Linked DNA regions of Homo sapiens: all the other regions are linked to region 5. The links are chromatin contacts, found by Hi-C or POLR2A ChIA-PET in ENCODE. All regions are on one chromosome and are shown on one strand. Each heading gives the region's core, a stretch centred on a gene start or an enhancer-like site at or near the end of the contact. The rest is flanking DNA. Distances are from core to core; before and after follow the strand shown. Region 1 overlaps SLC1A2 (solute carrier family 1 member 2). Region 2 overlaps SLC1A2 (solute carrier family 1 member 2). Region 3 holds the start of LMO2 (LIM domain only 2). Region 4 has its middle 29 kb from the start of LMO2. Region 5 overlaps EHF (ETS homologous factor). Region 6 holds the start of CAPRIN1 (cell cycle associated protein 1).

Region 1 (3,508 bases), core at 457-2,956, 660 kb after region 5:
TAGAAGGTTGTGGGCAAGGCTAATAAAAATATGCCCATGGACAACTCAAAGACACATTTCCCAGCCTCATGCACAAAAAGGAAAGGAAGAGATAGATATAAGGAGAGAGAGAGAGAGAGAGAGGGAGGGAGAGAGAGAGAGAGAGAGAGAGAGGCGGGGGGGGGGGGTGGGGGAGAAAGGAGGACAATCCCACAGCAAAAATATATTAAGTGAGCTGGAAAAAAAGGGATGTTTAAAAAAATTAAAACCAGGAGACTCCAATCCCAAGATCCTGCCCTAAACCACCTCATAGAATCCCTGGGCCTAGACAGAGATAATTATATATTTAGAAAATTTCTACCCAGAGTTGGTCTGTTAAAATACTCTTAAGTTATCGCCTTGATAACTTAGAGGACTGGAGAAGAGAGAACATCTGAACTCTGGGTTACCTGTTGAAAGCAGGCTTGGACAAGGTTTTCAGGGAAGAGATTTCGAATAAGGTCCAGGAAGGCATCCAGGCTGGACACTTCATCATTCTTCTTCCCAGGCCCCAGCTGCTTCTTGAGCTTGGGATTGCCTGGATGGATAGCCAAGACCAGAATGACCCCCAGTACTGCAGCAATGATGGTCGTGGACATGTAATACACCATGGCTCTCGTGCCCAAGCGGCCACTAGCCTTAGCATCCAGGCCTGACAACCCTGGATTGAAAAGAAATGCAGAAGGATTAATTCTATTACGTTTGTGCTAATGACCTGTGTCTACATTTCTATGACGTTAGCTTCATATTACTCAAATGTGTTAATGGTTGATTAAATCTCCTACTGTAGTCTTCCCTCAATATCCATGAGAGGGTTGGTTCTGGGACTCCCAACAGATACCAAAATCTGAGAGTGCCCAAGTTTCTTCTGTAAAATGGTGTAGTATTTGTATATAACCTATGCACATCCTCCTGTCTACTTTAAACCACCTCTAAATTATTTACAATACCTAATACAATGTAAATGCTATGTACATAACTGTTATACTATATTTTTAACTTGCATTATTTTGTATTTTTTATTAGTTTTTTTTCTCAAATATTTTCAATCTGCACATGTGGGACTCACAGATATGCAGGGCCGACTGTATTGAATATTTGATCAATCCCATAGTTTATCATTCTATTATCCAGGGAGATTTTCAAGATTTTACAGAACTGGGAGAGTTGGAGATCCTCCTGTTTAGAGTTTACAAATGGTCTGTAACAAATTTTTTGTCAGTCTGCAATAATGAGTTAAAATAAAGTTGAAGACATCCCATTTTTAATTCTGAGATTATTCCTTTCCACTTTTTATTTTTTTTGGTCTTAACATCTCCTTTGTTTTATGAAGCGATGCTGCTGGTACATGCTAGTTTTTAACTTGTTTATTTATTTATGTTTTAATGTCCTCACTTGGAAGACTAAAAAGCTAGTAGTTCTGTGCCACACTCAAAATGTCTTTTGAATATATTACTGGTAACTGACATGGAGAGTCTGAGAATAACGATTTTGCCCAGTCCTCTCATTTCTCTGAGGTGAAGCATGAAGATCCACATTCCCAGCCTCATGCAGGGATTAGGGAACACCCCGTGAAGCACCCTGCCAATGGTGGGCACTTCATCTATACCTAGGGAGGTTAGAGGAAATTCCAAGCAAATTCACAAAAACTCCAGCCCCACTGGGTTTTTTTCCAGTTGTTTCTTGAATGTGTTCACTTCCTGGTTTCAGTTCCTGCTTTTACCAGAAAGAGAGATTGAACCCCTTTTTGGGTGTTAGTCCTTTTTGCTATGGGGGAAGAAGTTAGTGATGTGAGCTGCTCTAAATTAAGCTGACCTACGTGTGACCTACTTCTCTTTACAACCTAGTCTAATTCTAGCCGACGGGAGCTAGGTTTCCCCACCAAGTTGGCCAACGTATGACCTGTTAACAGGTGCAGAGAACATTTTCTCTGGTTTATAGAGGAGCACTGATGGTAAATGCACCCTTTCACTCAATCTAGCGCTGAATGATAAGGTCCCACTTAGCCCCTAAGTGCCTGATCCTGAGTTCCAGCATTTCAGGTACTGGGGTCACTGGTCAACCAGCTGAAGCCTCAACCCAGCTCAGCCCCTGAATCTCCTGGAGTTACCAGAGCCTCACTCACTTCTTTCATGAGGTGGCCAGTCCAGGGGAACAACTTCTCCAGATCACTTAGCTGGCTGGTACCCAAATATGGACCAAAGCTCAGCTTCCTGCCCTTAACTCAGAGTTTAGTCTCCAAAGGGCATCAATTTATACCCTGTTTGAGCAATATTATTTGGTAAGGAGGAAAATACCAGTATAAGCCCACAGAGGAAGAACAAATTCTTTCAAATAAAGTAATTAATTATTTTAGTCAAAGATAATTGATGCTGGGACTCAGGATATACACCTGTTAACAAATCATACATTGGCCAACTTGGTGGTAGTGAAAAATAAGTGAACATGATGCCACATATTAGGAGTAACTTTGTTCTGAAAAACTCAGAGGGCTTTCATACCTAGCATTTCATTTATTTTTAATGCCAATCTCCCTCAATTCCCAATTAAAATAGTAGATAATTTCCTTTTCCATCTATTACCTTTATCAGTATCTGAACAAAATATAATTTAGAAAGGGGAGAAAAGTAGACATTAAAAATTAAGGCCAGGTGCAGTGGCTCATGCCTGTAAACCCAGCACTTTGGGAGGCTGAGGCGGGTGGATCATGAGGTCAGGAGTTCGAGACCAGCTTGGCCAATATGGTGAAACCCTGTCTCTACTAAAAATACAAAAATTAGCCAGGCATGATGGCACATGCCTGTAGTCCCAGCTACTCAGGAGGCTGAGGCAGGAGAATCGCTTGAACCCACGAGGCACAGGTTGCAGTGAGCTGAGATTGCACCACCGCACTCCAGCATGGGCAACAGAGGGAGACTCCATCTCAAAAAAAAAAAAAATTTAAAACCACTAGAGGTATCATCACTTGTAACATGTGGCTGTGTTTCCTTTTCTTTTCTTTTTTTTTTTTTCTTTTTTTTGCTGGAGAGAAAGACAAATAGACTGACTAATCGATGGCAAGCTTTTATTTCTTTAGGGTTGATTATCCTCATTTCAGAGACGGGAAAACCAAAGCTCTGAAATGAAATGACATAGACGATCACATTCACTCAACCAAATTGAGATTCTACAGTTAATTAAAAGCCAGGGCAGGAGTATGACCCATGTTAGCCAGGCACTAGTGAGGTAGTCTTACCTGTGATTAAGCTGGAGATGATTAGAGGGAGAATGAGCATTTTTAGCATCCTCATGAGTATATCCCCTGGGAAGGCTATTAACATAACCACATCAGGGTGGATGGGAGATGCCAAGCGAAGAAGCCCTCCACACACTGCTCCCAGGATGACACCTAAAAGGAAGGGGAAAACAATATGAATTTATTTTTTGCCTTCGTCAAATGACTTACTCTAGACACTTATTTCAGCAACATTGACCTTTCTCATGCTTCTGC
Region 2 (3,812 bases), core at 1,038-3,537, 690 kb after region 5:
TACTCCTCTGGCCTGTAATCACTCATCACCTCAGACTGTGTTGATGATCCAGACCCTGGGCATGCCATTTAGCTGAACTCTATAGCTGAAGGAAATGCTCAGGAAAGGATTTTTAATTTGAGATTTTCCTTTGAATAATGTGAGGCTTCATTTTTTGGAGAAAGGAAGACAGTCTATCATGAGTTACTACCAGGGTCTTCACAACAATGCCAAGCAAAATCTGATCCAGTCTCACCCAAGTCAGTGGCTCATATCTACAATCCCAGCACTTTGGGCGGCCAAGGCAGGTGGATCACTTGAGGCCAGGAGTTCAAGACCAACCTGAGCAACATGGTGAAACCCTGTCTCTACCAAAAACAAAAATTAGGTAGTCTCATAAGCCAGTCTCAAAAAAATTAAGTAAATAAAATTTTTAAAAAATTAAATTAAAAAATGTTGTTAAAAATCTGATCCAGTCTCTTCAGACATCCTCCCACAGAAGATGCTGAAAAAAGGTTTCTTATATGGTACAAATACACAATGGAATACTATGCAGCCATAAAAAGGAATAAGATCATCTCCTTCAGAGGGACATGAATTGAGCTGGAAGCCATTATCCTCATCAAACTAATACAGGAACAGAAAACCAAACACCACATGTTTTCACTTATAAGTAGGAGCTGAACAATGAGAACACATGGACACAGGGAGGGGAACAACACACACTGGGCCTCTCAGGGGGTGGGGTGGGTGGGGGTAGAGCATTAGGAAAAATAGCTAATGCATGCTGGGCTTAATACTTAGGTGATGGGTTGATAAGTGCAACAAACCGCTATGGCACAGGTTTACCTATGTAACAAACCTGCACATCCTGCACATGTACCCCACAACTAAAATTAAAATTAAAATTAAAAAGAGAAGGAAAAAAGGTTTCTTGATGATCTCTATCTAGAACCCTTTGAAGGTGACCCAATCAGCTCATTAATTGTTTGCTCTTGAATACTTGCTTTCACCCAATGGGCTTTGATATTAATAACAGTATTGATTATACTCTCAACATTTATGGAACATACTAGCTCTGAGATAAGTGGTTTCCTTTGTTTGATCCTCACAACAACAATTCTATAAGCAAGTAGGAGGAAGGAACAAACAGATAGAGTGCTATTATTATCCTCATTTTATAGACAAGGAACTAAGGCCACCAATGTGCCTAAAATGACCTAGTAAGCATCAGAATCACATAGCTAAACCTACATTGGCCCAAATCCAAGACTTTAGTTTGTAGGACTATGCTCAAGTAACTAGGCAGCCAATTCAAATACTCCATCCTCCAATTTTATATTTATAAATTACAAGCACTCACAGCCGGGGTCAGCAACTCATGGCTTTCCATATGGCCCATGAAGCCTAAAATATTTACTCTTTAGCCCTTTACAGAAAAATGTTTTCTGACCCTTGGCCTAGAACAGTAAACCAAATCCCAAATTTTCCATTCAGTGTACTGAGGTCTCTGTAGTACTTGGGACCAGCAGATTCCACAACATTTTTTAACTCAAGAAAAATATTTATTTGCATTGATTTATGTAAATGACCCTGAGTGATGAAAGTTGGAAATAAATTTGGGGAAAAAAAGAGCTAAAGAGTTGTGGTTGTAAAATATCCACCTCCTAAACTACTGCAGAGCTGCTGGTTAACCAAAATCCAGGGAGGGTTTTGCCAGAATCATGAAGAATTTTATGAATGGGTCTACACTGAGTACAGAGAAAAGTGCCCACAGGCCTCTCTGTATCCATGTTGATGGGGGATTAAAGAAGACTCCTCCTACCAACATCCAGCCAAACAGAAGACTAGCTGTTTAAATGGCTGCCAGCATGCTAAGCGAATAGAAATAGTGACAAAGAGGGTAGTCAGAAAGGCAGTGAGTAACTATTCATTGTTTTCAAACGTGGCGAGAGGTGTTTGGTAATCTTTGTGTAAAACAGACATCTGAGTCATCTCAGCAGCAGGGAGTTCTCATGAGTCATATAACACATGCTAGTCACAAATCAGGTCTTTCCACCAGTTCAGGAATATTACCAACAGTATCACCACACTACTCAGTATGGATCCAAAACTCAAGGAATATCTATCTAACTACACCTGCATGTTCAAATGTACTAGATGTACCATGGTATAACAGGTGTACCATGGGTGTACCAGTAGGTGTAAACAGACTCTACCTATAGGGTAGAGTCCTTTAAGGTTGCAGAAGAAACAGCTGCAAACTCCAAAACTGCCCCAGCTTGCTGTGTGAACTTGTGCATGTGCTGCCTCTTATCTGAGCCTAAGACTCATCTATAAAATGAGATGTTTGAGTTGGATGCCTCTCCCCTGCCTTCCAGCTCTATGAGTATGTGGAGGGGAAGCTCCACCAACAGTTTAGAAACAGTCCTGGAATACACTGCTGACTTATGACTCATAATTCATCATATCTCATTATCTAATTAGTATTATAATTACCATCAACATTATCATTGTTATTATCCTTAGTATAGCATAAATAATAACAATATAATAATAACTAGCATTTCTTAAGTGCTTTGCATGTGCCAGATCTTATTTGTTCAGGTCTCTAGAATATGTGGGACAAGAAGATTGTAGTATCTGCATAGATCAGGAGTTGGCAAACTACAGCCATGGGCCAAATCCAGTCAACAGCCCATTTTTATAAACAAGGTTTTATTAGAACACAGCGAAGCCTATTGTTTACCTATTGTCTACGGTTACTTTTGCACTCCAAGAGCAGAGTTGAGTAATTGCAACAGAAACCCTAAAATATTTATCTGACCCTTTACAGAAAACACTTGTTGACCCCCTTCTTTTAGACCCTACATAACAAATCTGTTGTTTTTTGCCTCCCTAGTGTCTGCTTGCTACTCTTTTGGTTCTATCCTCTCGACTTCTCAGGGCAATTCCCCTTCTAACTCCCGTCCCTATGGTTTGGATGGAACTGACCCATGCCCATCTCAGGACTGGTGAATCAGGATACTCTATCCTCATAACCACATAGATTTGTGGGTGATCATGTGGACCAAGTTGGTCCAGTGAGATATAGTCCTAAGACTTTGGCTAGAAAAAGTGGGAAGGAGGAGCTCTTCTTTGCTGAGGTTTCTTAGCTGCTAGGATGTGTCCAGAGCTGCCGGGAGCTTATAAGGGAATGACCTGCCTTTGTTTGAGGACAAGGAGATATGGAAAGAGAATCAGTCCTAATAATAAGATTTTAGCTCCTAGATCCAGATACACCTAAAGTTATCTCTAGACTCTTTGGTTAACAAGCTGATATATTCTCTAGTTCACTTAAGTCAGACTAAGGTAGGCTTCCCTCACTTGCAACTAAAACAAAACAGTCCTTTGAAATAGACACAATTACTTTACCCACTAAGATACACCTGATCAAGATCACATAACCAGTAAGTGGCAGAGGCTAGGACCCAGGTCTCCACTGAGCTTTTCAAGATGAAGGGGTCAGCATCTAGAGCTCTCTAGAAGATCTGGCTAGAAGCAGGGACACAACCAACGGGTGATTTTCCTGTCTTTGAATTGCTCTCTAAAGGGCAATTCTTTGGGGGATCATCTTGTTTTCTACTTATGACTGTCCCATGGCAAGACCCAGTAGAGTACTGGCTTCTCATGCAGTAATTTGGGGCAAGTTATGACAAAGAGTGATGTCATAGCCATTTGTCAGCTCTTCATTCTTGCCATTTAACTGGGAAAAATTTTTGCTGGGGAGAAACTTGACCTCCCTCTGTTGGGATATTTAGTCATTCAGCAAGAAACATGGAATCAGGGAATCT
Region 3 (4,026 bases), core at 1,384-3,883, 760 kb before region 5:
AGACAAAGCAGTCACACTAGAGATACAGAAGCAGGTCAGACAAGGGTCCATTCTCAGAAGCTCACAGCAGTGAGGAGGAAGCATCCTTCACTCATTTGTTCATTCATCTGTCAGCTAGAAAACAAGTACTTGCCATGTGCCAAACACTCCTAGGCTCTTGTTATAAAACAATGAAGAAAAGAGACATGATCCCTACATTCAAGGAACTTACAACCTAGTGGCGATGTGGAGAAAAGGAAACTCTTATACGCTGTTGGTGGGAATGTAAATTAGTACAATCTCTAGGAAGAACAGTATGGAGATTTGTCAGAGAACTAAAATTAGAACTACCATTCAATCCAGCAATCCCACTACTGGGTATCCATCCAAAGGAAAAGAAATAATTAGATACCTGCACTTGTATGTTTATCGTAGCACTAGTCACAATAGCAAAGATGTGGAATCAACCTAAGTGTCCATCAATGGATGATTGGATTTAAAACTGTGGTGTATATATATGCAATGGAATATTATTCAGCCATAAAAAAGAATGAAATCATGTCTCTCGCAGCCACATGGGTAGAACTGGAAGCTGTTATCTTAAGTTAAAAAAGTCAGACACTGAAAGACAAATATCACACTGTTCACTCATAAGTGGGAGCTAAATAATGTGAACACATGGCATTAGGGTATGGAATAATATACACTGGAGACTCAGAAGGGTGGGGGGAGGATGATGAGAAATTAATTAATAGGTACAATGTGGTGATATCAATCTGGTGATAGATATCAATAGATATCAATCTGGTGATAGATACCAATAGATATCAATCTGGTGATAGATACCTTAGAAGCCCTGACTTCAAGACTATGCAATTTACGCTTGTCACAAAATTGTACTTGTTCCCCATAAATTTATGTAAGTTTTTTTGTTTTTGTTTTTGTTTTTATGAGATGGAGTTTCTCGTCACCCAGGCTGGAGTGCAATAGTGCCATCTTGGCTCACTGCAACCTCCGCCTCCCGGGTTCAAGCAATTCTCCTCTCTCAGCCTCCCGAGTAGCTGGGATTACAGGGATGAGCCACCACGCGTGGCTAATTTTCATATTTTTAGTAGAGACAGGGTTTCACCATGTTGCCCAAGCTGGTCTTGAACTGCTGACCTCAGGCGATCTGCCTGCCTTGGCCTCCCAAAGTGCTAAGATTACAGGCGTTAGCCAATGTGCCCGGCCTGTAAGTTTTTTAAAAACCTAGAGGTGAGTAATTATAATAAGTGATATTATTATTATTATTACTCTTAACAACAATGACAATGATGACTGATGAGGGCTAAGTACCAGCTACTATCCAAGCACTTCCATGATTTATTTCTATTATTTCTCACAATGACCCTATGGGTACCCCTATATTACAAATGAGAAAACTGAGGCTGCCATCTTTCTAAGGTCTAAAGTGATTTTCTGGGAGCACAAACAAGAGCTTAATTAATTTTAACAGATAAAGACAGAAAAGGCTTCACAGAAGATTCACCTTTTCAGGGCAACCTAAAGAAGTATGGGTTGGTTTTCTTTAAGCTGAAACATTACGGCAAGAACCTGGAGTAATATCTGCTTCAAAGGGGAGTTATGCAAAGTCAACAAGAGAAGACGTGTAAAACCCAAGCACAGTACCTGGCACAAAGTAGATGCTCCCAAATCTTTGTTCCCCTTCATTGATCCTCTGTGATGGAAGGAACTTGTAGCCACTTTCCTCATCCGCCTTGGTTTTTCAAAAACACCCTTTGAAGTTATAACCTCCTTGGGAGCCAAGGCTTCTCTGAAGCACCCCATTACAATCTTTGCCCTCAACTCAGAACTGGAATGTGTTTGAAAATGCTAACAAGGGCAGCAGCCCCACCTCTTCGTCATTGCCTAAGGTTGTTAGGCAAACACACACACACACACACACACACACACACACACACACACACATGCACACACACTCACACAGTTGCTGGGGAGATCATGGTAAACACAAGCCTCTCTTTTGGATCAGAATAATTGAGTGGTCTCCCTTTGTGGCCAGTGTACAGGAACAAATTAGATGGGTAAATTAGCAGTTCCCGAAGACATTAGCAACCAGCGGCTCACACAGCAAGCGCCTGACTCACCGTGGGGCCTCTCCAAGTCACAGCCTATGAATAGATGCTCTTCCTCCCTCCGAAAGAGAAGCCAGAGTGCCCGGAACACCACAGGGGAAGCTTGAAGACTTGTACCCCTTTGGAGTCTTTTTATTTTAAAAGACCAATTTAATCACCACTTCTTCTGGCTCCTTGAAGATGAAAAAAGTTCCCTTGCAATCGTCCATTCATCAGAGAATTAATGAAGCCTACTCACCAGCAGATGATGTAATCCTGGTGGCTTCCCCCATCAGATCTAGGCTGCCTGCCCCACGGATACCTTCTGGGCTAATTGCCTGCTTTGCACCTGTTCCTTCTCGGGAGGCCCTGGCACCCTAGCACCTGGTGCCTGTGCCATCTCCCCTCTCTGCCAGGACACCCAGAGGCCCTTGTGAATAGCAAAGCCCACTTAACGGCTGAGGGCAGGTGGGGGTATTTCCTTCTCAATTCTGCTCAAGGCCCGTTGCTGTTCTTTGAGGATGTTGCAAATCCAGGGTTTGGAGGGCTGGGCCTCTTGGTGGCCTGGTTGTCTATCTGATAGGGCGGAGCCTTCACCCTTGCAGCGAGCTCTCTCACACCAGATGTGCTCTGCGTGGAATCCTAGGCCATCAGGGGATTCCTTAGCAAGCCCTGCAGGACCCAAATCCTAACTCAGACCCTCATCCTCCTACTCAGAATGTGGAGACTTGTGATCCTCAGTTTGGACGAATTCCAAGAGACCTTCCAATTCCCAGAGGCCATCTTTGGTTCTGTTCACACATAGCTCCCTCTCCCTCCTAGGCCTTCTCCCTTTGAATTTCTCCCCTACACCATCAGCCTGTATTTACTTCTCCTTCTTGCTTAATGCATGACTATATTATCCCAGTTAAGGGGGTCTGCAGGTTTTATCAGAAAGTTCAGAGGCTCACATGACCTGGATTGGAACTTGGCTCAGCCACTGACTAGCCAGACAAACTCAAATAACGTACACAGCTTCTCAGCACCTCACCCCCTCATTCATAAAAAACAGGGACAATGGTACCCACTTTGCAGGGTTGTTGAGTGGATTAAATTAAACAACACAAGGAAAGAGCTTTCCTAAGTTCCAATGCTATGTAACACACACAGTATTGTCTTACCCAGCAATAATTTCGGTGCACGGATCTGATCATCTCTTAATTAAATATTGAATTCTCCTAACACGGTTCTTTTTTTGAACCCCTCAGGGTCTGAACAGTTATAAGTGCACAGAAGTTGGGTCTTTATGAGCTGAATAAAAGGAGACTCCGGCTGTCTTCTCTTTTGTCCTTACCATAAAGCTCTTGTCAGCTGCTCTCCTGGCCCTGCCTCTGACCCTGGGCTTTGGGGCCACTATAGGCTCTCCTTTCCTTGTCCCCCTCTGAGTCCTGAAGTCCTGGTTTGCAATCTGCTGTTGCAGTTCTCTGGAATGGCTGCTTCCCCATGCGCCCCTGTCTGTCAGCTACCTCCCCCGCATGCATGTCTGTCTGCTGGGCAAGGCCCAATTCCGAGGTGACAGCTCACCGGGCCTCACCCACAAGTCTCTTCCAAGCATTAGCAGCCCACCCCAGTCCAAAGATATCTTTTATAGCTGATCTCTGGTGGCACCTCCTACCTTCCAATTAGGAGCCTGTCAACACCCAGGCCATCACTCTTCCTGCAGTGTCTGACAACACACACGCCTGCCGCGGCTGCGCCGGGAGAGTCAAGCAAAATTGTTTCCATGGTGGTGGTGGTGGCCTGAGCACAAGAGTTGAAATCTAGGTGAATCTGAATCTAGTTCTGCCTTCTCACTTTGCAAGGAGGTGTCTTATTTCTCTTTGAATTGGCAGCACCAAGCATCATGCCTGGCACACAGTAGGTACTCATAAATAAACACGTGTAAATCAAAAAG
Region 4 (3,659 bases), core at 1,126-3,625, 730 kb before region 5:
GGCCAACATGACGAAACCCCATCTCTACTAAAAATACAAAAATTAGCTGGGTGTGGTGACAGGTGCCTGTAATCCCAGCTACTTGGGAGGCTAAGGCAAGAGAATCACTTGAGCCTGGGAGGCAGAGGTTGCAGTGAGCTGAAATCATGCCACTGCACTGCAGCCTGGGAAACAGAGTGAGACTCTGTCTGAAAAAAAAAAGAAAAAAAAGATAACCACAGTACTATAAATTTTTTATATCAAGATGTAGCTGCTCCTTTTTTATGGTTCTTACATAATATCTTAATTGTTTTCCTAGAATAGTAGTAATTATTATTTTCACTTAACATAGTATCATAAACATTTCCTATGTCATTAAATGTTCTTCTAAAATGTAATATTTAAGCATGCATGATATTAATAAATCAATTAATTTATGGAGCCGATCATTATTTTAGATATTTATGTTATTTCCACATTTTTAACATTAAAAAGTGCTTCAAATAAATGTCTGTGATAGACAGCTCAGTGTCTTCAAATATCCATTCTCCTCTTATTCTTTGGAATGAGACCCCAATTTTACTTGGTGTGACAAAAGATAAGCTAAAAAAATTTCATTTCCCAGCTTCTTTTGCAATGTACTGAGGCCAGGTGAATACATCAGCCAGTGAAAACTAAGTAGAAATGTAAGTGGGACCTCAAGAAAGGCTGTTCAGAGATAACTGACTCAGCCAGGAAGTGCTCTGTTTTTGCCCTCCCCTTCCTCTTTCTACTGCTGGGAATGCACGCAGAGTGGCTAGGGGTCCAGTGCCATCTTGAACCATTCAAATGGAAACCACACTTCCATTCTGCACATTCCACTTTCTTCTGCTCAAGGTGATTGAGCAAAGGAAAGAAAGAGCTTGGATCTCTGATGTCCCCAGAGTCAGGATGTTTACCCCTGGACCTCCTTTATGTGACAAAGCAATAGATCAATAGATGTCTCTCTTACTTAAGCCTCTGTTACCGGAATTTTCCTTGGTATGCAACTGAATCTACTTCTAATGGAATCTTTGCACATGTGCATGATTATTGTATGTAGCACTTCAAATTATTACCTTGTATTATAGATATTTATGTTCCTATCTCACCCGTCTTATTGATCTGTAAGTTCCTTGAGGACAGGGTATTTTTGTTTGTTTGTTTGTTTAATATTTTATCTTCTTATCCCACATAACACCTATCTAAGTTCCTGGCACAAAATATAGGTTTAAAAACATTTTTTTAAAAAAATGAATGAGCACATAAATGTGGGAATGTGTGACCTTGAGCAATTGATTTTACTTAGCCAAGACTCGGCATTCTTAATTTCAAAAGAAGGTACAAATTCCTACTACAGGTGCTTTTGAGAAAACTCAGTAACCTGTTATTGAAAGATCCATGAAAACTATACAAAATAAAGGTTTATCGTGAAGGAGGACAGGAGAGCCGAGTGATGAGAAGGTCTCGAGATTGGGAACACGCGGGTCTTCACAAGGGACAGCAGGAATGTCGTGGAGCTGGGGTAGAGTCATTGAGTGGAAGAGGAGCAGCATGAGGTTGGAGAGGGGTCTTGCAGGTGATGGTGAAGATTTTTCTTTTTGAAACAGGGTCTCACTCTATCACCCAGGCTGGAGTGCAGTGGTGTGATCTTGGCTCACTGCAGCCTCAACCTTCCAAGCTTAAGTGATCCTCCCACCTCAGCCTCCAGAGTAGCTGGGACTATAGGCACATACCAATATTCCCAGCTAATTTTTGTATTTCTTGTAGAGATGGGGTTTCACCATGTTGCCCAGGGTGGTCTTGAACTCCTGAGCTCAAGCAATCTGCCTGCCTCGGCCTCCCAAAGTGCTGGGATGACAGGCGTGAGCTACCGTGCTCAGCCTATGGTGAAGATTTCTAAATGTGATTTGTGTCTCAAAATGCATGGCCCTCACAATGTTATGAGAGGGTTACATGACAGTGCTTACCACAGTGCCTGCCATAAGATAAGCATTTAATACATGGTAATTGTCATTATTGTTGTTGTTTTTACTGACAGGGTGGTATAGTTGGAAGAGAATGGAACCAGAAGTCAGAAAAATAGGGTTCCACTCTTGGTGCTGGAAGTTTCCAATCTCACTAGCCAAGTGAAGATGTGGAAAACACAAGCCCAAGGAAGTGACTGCCAAACTTATGAAAGCCTCAGAACCGTTTGCTCAAATGGAATATTTCATGAGAAGTCAAACATGTCAAATGGATGCAAGTGGCGTGACTGTGGTAGGGGAGTGGGTGGGAGTCTTGAACACCATTGCTGCCGCTCAGCTGTCTCTTCCTTTCCACAGTGGCCCCTCAGGGGGCTTCTCAAGGCACTATTTAAAAACCGCTAGACATATGCTGAAGGCCATTAGTCATTAGGGAAATGCAAATCAAAACCACAATGATGCAGAGCACAGACGATTTTTAAGGCAGTGAAACTATTCTGTATGATACTACAATGATGGATACAAGTTATTGTATATTTGTCAAAACTCACAGAATATCCCACACCAAGACTGAACCTGAATGTAAACTATAGGCTTTGGTTGATTATGCTGTGTCAATGTAGGTTCATCAAGTGCAACAAATGTACCACTTTTGGTGCATATGTCAACAGTGGAGAGGTTGTGCATGTGTGGGGACGGGGTATTTGGGAACTCTCTGTACTTTCCACACAATTTTTATGTAAAACTAAAACTGCTCTAAAAAAATTAAGTTTACCAATTAAAAAAAGCACAATATGTTCTCTCACTCATAAGTGGGTGTTGAACAATGAGAACACATGGACACAGGGAGGGGAACATCACACACGGGGGCCTGGCGGGGCGTGGGGGGCAAGGGAAGGGAGAGCATTAGGAGAAATACCTAATGTAGATGATGGGTTGATGGGTGCAGCAAACCACCATGGCACGTGTATACCTATGTAACAAACCTGCACGTTCTGCAATGTATCCCAGAACTTAAAGTATAAAATAAAATAAAATAAAAAACTTAAAAAAGCATTAAAAAAACACACAATAAGATACCAATTCATACTCACTAGGGTAGCTATAATTAACACTTAAAAAAACAAAACAAGAAATAGAAACCAAAGAGTTAGCAAAGATGTGATGAAATTGGTTGAACCCCCCATGCATTGCTGGTGGAAATGTAAAATGGTTCAGTCACTCAGGAAAACAGATTGGCCTGGCCAGTCCTCAAACAGTTAAACATAGAATTAACATATGACCCACTCAGTCTACTAGCAGGTATATGCCCCAAAGAAGTTAAAACAGGTATTCAAACAAAACTTGTACACCAGTGTTCATAGCATCACTATTCACAATAGCCCAAAGGTAGAAACAATCTGAATGTCCATCCACAGATGAATAAACAAAATGTGGTATGTCCGTAAAATGAAATATTATTCCTCAATAAAAAGGAATAAAGTACTGATAGGTGCCACGGCATGGATGAACCTTGAAAACATTATGCTAAGTCTCACAAGCCAGAGACAAAATGTCACATACCGCATGATTCCATTTATATGAAATATCTAGAACAGGCAAATCCACAGAGACAGAAAGCAGATTAATGGTTAGCAAGAGCTAGAGGAATGAACAGACAAGGTGTAAATGTGGCATAAACAGGGGTGGGTACTGATG
Region 5 (3,559 bases), core at 97-2,596:
CTTATGGGGAGCCACACTTCTCTGCCTCCTACTCCTGGTTGTGGCATCATCCAGACCTCAGGCCAGCAGCCAAGGAAAAGCAGAATATATGGTGGGCCTCCCCACCTTAAAAAGTGTCAGGGGAGTGGCCAAGTTTGGAAAGAGAAGAGGAAGGGGCAATGTCTCCTCTTCTCTCCCTCCTCCCTTGATGGGTGTGTGTTTCACAAAAAGGGTGAATATACTAACTTGGTATTGTAGTTAACAAATTTTTAGGGGCCCTGGGGAGCTTCTGCAGAGATGTACAAAGGTACCTGCAACCCAGCTCCTGCCTTAGGTGTGTTTTTATATGAAGGACAAAATGCTGGGCTCTGAGCAGAGTCTACAGTCCCATAGCATCTACATTCATTTTCGTTTCCTTTCCCCTGTCCTAAATCTCTCTCCTGGAGACTGTCCTCCAAAGTCCATGAGCCATCATAAAACTGTGCAGCAACTATTGCTCCTAAGTCACTCCCCATGTTCATGCCTGGGAGCCTGGGAGCCACGTGGGCCAACCAAGCTTTCCATAGACCTCCCTGAGGATGTGTCCCAGTCACCAAGGACAGAATTTGACCTGCAGGTGATTTGTGAGTCACTTGGGGCCAAAATTGGCCCATGCAGTTATTTACCCTTTCATAAGTGGGCTGGCCTACCATTATTAAAGAAAAAAGCAATAGCTGCTAAGCATGCAAATTAGGCTTTGCTAGCCCTGCCTTTCTCTTCAGAGGCCAGGGGATGGGCCATCTGGATGTTCTGTGCTTTACAGGCCTGGCCTTGCCCTAGAGATGGATGCAGGACTTGGTCAGGAGGATGGCACCCCCTCCCCTGCTTGACCTGTCAGATAGCCCCACCGAAGGAGCCAGGGTAATACTGGAGAGGTCCCAAATAACTTGATAATTCCTTCTTGACCATCCAGACATTCTTGTGTTGCCAGTTCAGAAAAGCTGAGTGGAAGGGTGGAGAAGAAGGTCCACCCTAGGAGGAGGGGAGAAGAAGCTCATAGAGGGGCCAACACCCCCATACCTCTTTGGTTCAGTTTGTTTTCAGAGACAACAACAGGTGTACAAGGTGACCCAACAAGGAGAGAGGGTGTAACCCCAAGAGATTGGGCTTGGGGTGTCCAAACATGTAGCTATTAGCTAAAATACCGGCTAAATCCCTATGTCGTAAACACGAGGACTTAGCCAGTAAGTCAGGTTTTGTATCATTTGTGCTATAAAAACAAAATGAAACTCAGTCAGTGGCTTACACCCCGGCCCTAAAACTCAGAACCCAGCAAGGAGGGGAGCTGAGGGTAACCTAGGTCTGCGGTGAGGAGAAAGCAGGAAGTTTCTGGTGAGGACGAGGTGAGAGATCTTACAGCTTTTGGCTAGCCAAGAAACAAAATGCTTCTGTTGGAGACCAGCCCAGATCTGGGGGTTGCGTAGGAGTTGAGCTCCATTTGGGGTAGGTGGAGGGGAGTTCCCTTTGAATCTGAAATCTGAAGAGTCAGTCAAAGTGAGAGGTGTTTACCGCAGCACACAGAAGAAAGAGAAAGAGAGACAGAGTACAAGAGCACTTCTTTTCTGCGATGGGGCAGTGGGGCTTCACTCTTAAAAGGTGTTTGTTTGATTTAGTAACACAGTCCACCCCTTCTCCTTGGTTTTGTTTTGAGAATTTTATGTCATCCTTTAAGCTAATTGGAAAAATCCTAGAGGGAGGGGGCTGTCACCCAACTTGGATGACAAATCTCTGGATTTCAGCAAGGAAGAAACTGTGATAAGATTGACAAGACTCTTCCTGAAAGAAATATCATTAACCCCCCAAGGCCTCATTAATTATTTATTATACATTTAAATAAATTAATCCCTAACAAGGCCTTCCCCCCCACCACACTCTAGGGTAAAAATATTCTGGTGATTATGCAGTAGAATGCAGAACAAAGCCAAGCCAGGTTAGGAAAATTCCCAGGAACCACTTGGTCTAGGACAGGTTCCCATTCTTGCAACTTCTCTCACTTCCCTAAAAATGCAATAGGTACAGAACACATGGATGAGGCCATTTCCCCGAGGATGCTGAAAGGAAAATTAGACAACATTATTATAAAGTAACGCAGCTGAAGCAGAATCATATCCCTTGTCTCTGAGGACCACTCCTCACCCCCCATACTTTGTTGATGAACAATGAATTAGAAAACGCAGCCTCTTCTCCCTGGGGAAAAGAGATCGCTGACTATTCTCCTTCTCTATTTTTTGTAGAGCCTTCCATCATGAACACCTGGAAAGACGAGAACTATTTATATGACACCAACTATGGTAGCACAGTAGGTAACTAACTCCCTGACACTTAAGGCCCTTTACATTCTTATTCAGTTTGTCTAAGAGCCACAGTGTTCTATTGTGAGGTGGGGGGAGGGGGTGCTCTAAATGTCCTTTATCTTTTCATGGCCACAGATTTGTTGGACAGCAAAACTTTCTGCCGGGCTCAGATCTCCATGACAACCACCAGTCACCTTCCTGTTGGTAAGCTGTCATCACATCTGAGGCTGGGTATGCCTAATGCTTAGGGAGAATCAGTGGGAATTACCAACACTCTACATTTCTGCCTTTCTGGAGTCTTTCTAATTAAAGGGCTAGGAAAGGGATGGGGTTACCATTAGACGAGGTTTGCTTTTGAGGCAATATTTGTACATCGAAGATGACCCGTAGGGATCCTCTAGGCAAAATGTTGGTCTCCTACGAAACTAGTCACTCTGTTGTGACAATAAAAGTTGTTTAGGCTTTTCTTTATTTTCAATGAAAACTTACTCTTGCAATATAGCTGCTAAAATTATTCATATTTGGGTATACTTATGGGAAATAAGGCTATATTTAATTTTCAACAAACTACATTTGGCTTTAGAGAAAGAATACCTCATAGTAAAATTCAAAGGTCCGTGAACCTGTAGTGATAGTTTCTGGGTGAAGGGGTAGCCATTGGAAACTTCCAGAATCCCCACAGTTACACTATTTTGTCAGTTTTTAAGTCTAATTCCGATGACTCATCAGTGCTCTCTAATCAGTCAGAGCACCTGCATTTTATGAGTTACGTTCACTTTAGCTGCATTTGGTTAAGCTTGGATGCAACTGGGGCTATCCATGCTCCTTAACCAAGGTTACACTGGGTGAGAAGTTTGGGATGTTGGGAGTCTGGGAGAGGGGATTTCAGATTACCACCCCCACCTACAAATAGGTGCATTGGCGTGTACAGTGTGGGAAATGGTTGAAAGAGGATCTTATGGTTTCCCGTGATCTGAGTATGAACTTGTGGATCTCTTTGGGTCTATGAAATGGCACTTAGACATCAGTCACAAGTGATAGTGCCTCTCTCCTGGAATTAAATTTGGAGCAACTTCAGAAATGGGATTTAATTGGGTCTTTGTGAAAGAAATTAGTCTGCAACCCTTCCTTCCTCTTTTTTTCTGTTTTTGTTTTTGCTTTTGAGAACTGAAATAATGAAAGGTTTTGGTTTGAGGTTTTGTTTGGGTCAAGCCCCTTAAATGAGATGGGGCTGGGAGCCAATGTAA
Region 6 (3,670 bases), core at 365-2,864, 600 kb before region 5:
GGATTATCATCTCCGTTTCTAGCCTCTAGGCCTGGCATAATTGCTCAGCGTAGTGCTAAGGATGGTTTAGGTGACTAAATTTTGAAACTATGACTCCCCATCTAATGCAGCAAAAGCCAAAGTCCTTACCGTGGTCTTTCAGGCCCTACAAGACCAGCCCCCTTTAATATGTTTGACCTCATCTCCTACTCTCTGCTCTTGCCACTATGGTTTCCGTGCTGTTCCTTGAACCCAAAAAGCACACTCCGTCTCAGATCTTAGTACTTGGTGTTTCCTCTACCTGGAAAATTCCTCCTCCAAGGTAGCTGCTTAGCCTTCTTCCTCACTTCCTTCAGTACTAGCTCAAATGTCAGTAAGGCTTTCCCTGACCACCGTTTTTTCTTTTCTCTACCATTTCACTATCTGACATGTATTTACTTGTCTTCCCCTTACTTAGATTGTAAGCTCCATGTAAATATGTTTTGTTCATAATCCCTAGCACTTAAGAGTTCCCAGCACACAGTAAGGTGCTTAATAAATATTTGAATGAATATATAACAGACTTTGCAGCTAACCAGGATATCTTGAGGTCGGAGGCTGCTGTTGTTTCTCCAGGCTCCCTCAGGATGCACTGTTGCCAGTCAGCGTTACTCATTTTATTCCCTAGGGAACAGTGGGTTTGGTAGAACTCTCTTCTAAATCTCTTTTTCATAGAATTTAAATTATAAATTGGTCATTTACTGTTGTCACACAATATTGCGTTGCTGAATTTTCCACTGATTATATTCATTTTATTTCCTCCCAGAACTTGGTTTCTTGTTTTTCTGCTCACTGTCCACACCCACTCCACCCCAAGGCTGGAATAATTCTCTTGGAGCAAAAAAATCATCTTTTTCTTTGTATTTCATTGAACGTTCTCTTTACAGTGTTAGGTAAACCTAAAAAAAAAGGAAACAAAAGTCTAATAATTCGTAATACTCAGGCCTACTGGATGTATAACATCATAGGGTAGCTGAAGACTCTTTGTGAGGCCAGAGCTTTAGGATTTAAAAAGCCACCAACCATGACCGTGTCCGACACGTTCTACAGAGAACTCCTAGGTTACTGGGTGATTGTTTGGTGGGGAAGCGGCGAGTTGTCTTTTTTTCAAAAGACGTTTTGGGGTATGGAGTTTGCTCGCTCTGCATACAGAAGGAATTCTAGAAGCTGGGATCGCACCACCCACCCCACGCACCCCTTACTTGCAGAAACCTTTGCCCCCCAACCCCCACCCCCACCCCAAATAAGGGCTCTTCAAGGGGCAGTTGCCAGCTCCAGAGCCAGCTGCTTGACACCTATTGTCCCCGTTTGGGCGTCAAACGATTTCGCCTGAAGGACCCTAGCGTCGATTGCTCTCAAAACTCAAGGGGCCTTTCCTTCGGCCTTGCCGGGGCCATCCCCACCTGCGTCCAGGAGGCGCCCCACAGCGCCGGGGCCGGGGGACGGCGGAGAAGCTAGCGGGCGGCCTCTTCCGGGCAGGCGTTCGCGCCGGGCAGCCCGAGCGGCCGCGAAGGCCCCCGCTCTCCGCTTCTCCCGCCCCTCGCGACCCAGAGGGCTGCTGGCTGGCTAAGTCCCTCCCGCTCCCGGCTCTCGCCTCACTAGGAGCGGCTCTCGGTGCAGCGGGACAGGGCGAAGCGGCCTGCGCCCACGGAGCGCGCGACACTGCCCGGAAGGGACCACCACCCTTGCCCCCTCAGCTGCCCACTCGTGATTTCCAGCGGCCTCCGCGCGCGCACGGTGAGCGCCACCCGGGACCGAGCCGCTGCAGGGGAAGAGGGCCGCTGCGCCCGGGTGTCCTTTATCTCCGGACCCGCTGGAGCTTCCGAGGGGCTTGCCCCCAAGTCCCCCCACCCCACCCCGGTCATTTCCCATGCCCTTCTCTGCCCCCAAGCCCCGACCTCTCTCTTTCCTCCCTTCTCCGGAAGCCGGCAAAAGCCGGCCCTCCCCGGTAGGGACCGTTGCAGTGGCCGTTGGCGGCCGGCGCGGCGATGCCCCGCCTCCGGCGCGAGCCTCGGAGCCCCCGGGCTGGTAGGCCGAGCCGGCGGCTCCGCGGGGGAGGGGCGGGTCGGGGGGCGGTGCGAGGCCCAGCCGGGCGCCCCGCTGGCGGGTCGCGCGCGCGCCCGCGCACTCTTCCTGCCCTCGAGGCGCGCCGCGCCCCCTCCCCCACCCGCTCGCGTAGGCTACCGCTCGCTGCGCGTTTTGTCCCGCGTCTCGCCCCGTCCGTCTCCTGACTGGCCGCTCTTGTCCTTCCTCCCGCTTTTTCTTCTCTCTCCTTGCGGTCTGAAGATGCCCTCGGCCACCAGCCACAGCGGGAGCGGCAGCAAGTCGTCCGGACCGCCACCGCCGTCGGGTTCCTCCGGGAGTGAGGCGGCCGCGGGAGCCGGGGCCGCCGCGCCGGCTTCTCAGCACCCCGCAACCGGCACCGGCGCTGTCCAGACCGAGGCCATGAAGCAGATTCTCGGGGTGATCGACAAGAAACTTCGGAACCTGGAGAAGAAAAAGGTGCCAGGAGTTGGCGGGGAAGGGAGGGGTGGCTGCGGCCGGGCTCTGCGGCCCCTCCGACCCTGGTCGCTGGAGCCTTCGCTTCTTTTCGTCTCGGGAGCGTTACTAGGTCCCCTCCTCCCACCCCCTGGCCCACACGCCCCGTCTCCACGTTCAGCGGGAGCTTCGTGCCCAGAAAACGGGCTCTTGGAAGAGGCACTTGTCACCTGACTCGGACGCGGCACTGTACCCCAGGCCTCTTTATTACTCTTCCGCTGTGGGTCCGGCTTTTTGGCCTTTAGGAGTGGGACATGTGAGGGTGGGGGCCTGTCGTCAGGACTTCACTGTATGGTGCCCTTCTTTCCGTCTCTGAGGCCCGATTTCTCTGACGAGGGCCCAAAATGAAGAGGTCCCTGCGCGGGGGGCTCCGGGTTCAACCGACCGCCTCGTGGAGTTGGGGCGGCCTGCGTCCTGCAGCCTTGGGGTCTGTCCGCTCGGTTACCATGCACTCGAGACCTGTCGAGCGTCCCCTCTTCTTCCGTAGGAGAGAAGTGTGTTTAGAATCTTAAGGTAGAACTGCCTTTCCGGCAGGCCCATTTTGAATGGGTCTTCGATTTGCTACCCCCGCGCCCATGCGATGGGCTCCCCTGCGTTTCCCTCTTTGTTTCAATTGTTTAGGTGTCCCCCCGAGCCTCAGGCTCAGCTCAATCGCGAGATGATTTTCTGCAGCGACTTTTTGTTCCTAGGGGACTGTGAAGGGGCGGGGGACTGCCACGATTTAGATTCGTTGGGGGCTGGGTCCTGGGGAGACTGGAGAGGATGGCTGGGACTCGGGGCACATGGAGAGAGCGTCTAACATGGCGGCGGCTGCGGGGAGAGGGAAGCGCTTTACTGGAGCTGCATTGTGAGCACAAAGCGAAAGCAGAGGGGGAGGGCAGAGACCAGGCAGCCGCCCCGACTGGCCTCCTTAGGCCCCCCTCTAAAAAAAAAAAAAATCGAGCCACACCCACGATTTTTTGGATTCAATATTTAGTCCTTGTAGATCAAACTACTGAGGTATATCTTCATCTGCAAGTCAGCCTTTTGTTTTATGCTTTCATCGCAGGACAGTGTAAACTCTTGTTTAGAGGGGCGTGTGTATGTATGTAGAGAAAAGGTCTGGGCAGAGTGA

The links. A loop is a pair of places that touch in the nucleus more often than their neighbours do. ChIA-PET counts read pairs that join two places held with the same protein, here RNA polymerase II (POLR2A). Pooled maps may share reads with other maps.
Region 1: a loop to region 5 is called in a pooled map, with 6 times the contacts of the local background. The contact joins two enhancer-like sites. A Hi-C loop is called at or near these places in 2 of 37 single-sample maps with no recorded cell type and 3 of 50 pooled maps.
Region 2: a pooled map shows a loop between it and region 5 (12-fold over the local background). The contact joins two enhancer-like sites. A Hi-C loop is called at or near these places in 3 of 37 single-sample maps with no recorded cell type and 11 of 50 pooled maps.
Region 3: a loop to region 5 is called in a map of naive thymus-derived CD4-positive, alpha-beta T cell, with 8 times the contacts of the local background. The contact joins the promoter of LMO2 here to the enhancer-like site in region 5. A Hi-C loop is called at or near these places in 1 of 168 maps with a recorded cell type or tissue (naive thymus-derived CD4-positive, alpha-beta T cell), 2 of 37 single-sample maps with no recorded cell type and 11 of 50 pooled maps.
Region 4: a loop to region 5 is called in a pooled map, with 4 times the contacts of the local background. The contact joins two enhancer-like sites. A Hi-C loop is called at or near these places in 1 of 50 pooled maps. POLR2A ChIA-PET finds 5 or more read pairs at or near these places in 2 of 52 experiments (MCF 10A and RWPE1).
Region 6: a loop to region 5 is called in a pooled map, with 8 times the contacts of the local background. The contact joins the promoter of CAPRIN1 here to the enhancer-like site in region 5. A Hi-C loop is called at or near these places in 1 of 37 single-sample maps with no recorded cell type and 5 of 50 pooled maps. POLR2A ChIA-PET finds 5 or more read pairs at or near these places in 2 of 52 experiments (PC-9 and activated naive CD4-positive, alpha-beta T cell).

What each region holds. Positions count from the first base shown.
Region 1 is chr11:35,311,770-35,315,277 of GRCh38, forward strand. It overlaps SLC1A2 (solute carrier family 1 member 2), which reads right to left. Exons shown (of 11, transcript NM_004171.4): 3 at 3,254-3,406; 4 at 429-679. Among named protein-coding and RNA genes, the nearest start is that of SLC1A2-AS1, 32 kb to the left of the region's middle. Within about 2 kb of position 1,707, at least 3 of the 41 ENCODE cell types and tissues checked have a DNase peak (open chromatin) inside an H3K27ac peak, as active enhancers do.
Region 2 is chr11:35,335,449-35,339,260 of GRCh38, forward strand. The region is part of intron 1 of SLC1A2 (solute carrier family 1 member 2); the gene reads right to left. Among named protein-coding and RNA genes, the nearest start is that of SLC1A2-AS1, 56 kb to the left of the region's middle. Within about 2 kb of position 2,288, at least 10 of the 41 ENCODE cell types and tissues checked have a DNase peak (open chromatin) inside an H3K27ac peak, as active enhancers do.
Region 3 is chr11:33,889,443-33,893,468 of GRCh38, forward strand. LMO2 (LIM domain only 2) reads right to left here and starts at 2,634. Exons shown (of 6, transcript NM_005574.4): 1 at 2,353-2,634. RefSeq lists an enhancer at 2,090-2,199.
Region 4 is chr11:33,919,081-33,922,739 of GRCh38, forward strand. No RefSeq gene overlaps it. Among named protein-coding and RNA genes, the nearest start is that of LMO2, 29 kb to the left of the region's middle. Within about 2 kb of position 2,376, at least 3 of the 41 ENCODE cell types and tissues checked have a DNase peak (open chromatin) inside an H3K27ac peak, as active enhancers do.
Region 5 is chr11:34,649,290-34,652,848 of GRCh38, forward strand. EHF (ETS homologous factor) reads left to right here. Exons shown (of 9, transcript NM_012153.6): 5 at 2,253-2,321; 6 at 2,448-2,516. Among named protein-coding and RNA genes, the nearest start is that of EHF, 30 kb to the left of the region's middle. RefSeq lists an enhancer at 1,355-1,604. Within about 2 kb of position 1,347, at least 10 of the 41 ENCODE cell types and tissues checked have a DNase peak (open chromatin) inside an H3K27ac peak, as active enhancers do; they include PC-9, where a contact is called at or near this core.
Region 6 is chr11:34,050,117-34,053,786 of GRCh38, forward strand. It overlaps CAPRIN1 (cell cycle associated protein 1), which reads left to right and starts at 1,615. Exons shown (of 19, transcript NM_005898.5): 1 at 1,615-1,755; 2 at 2,305-2,520. The coding sequence starts at 2,305. LOC101929918 (a long non-coding RNA gene) reads right to left here and starts at 3,211. Exons shown (of 3, transcript XR_931177.3): 1 at 2,203-3,211; 2 at 555-917. RefSeq lists silencers at 1,270-1,469, 1,329-1,878, 1,919-2,218 and enhancers at 2,829-2,898, 2,969-3,038, 3,109-3,178, 3,209-3,488.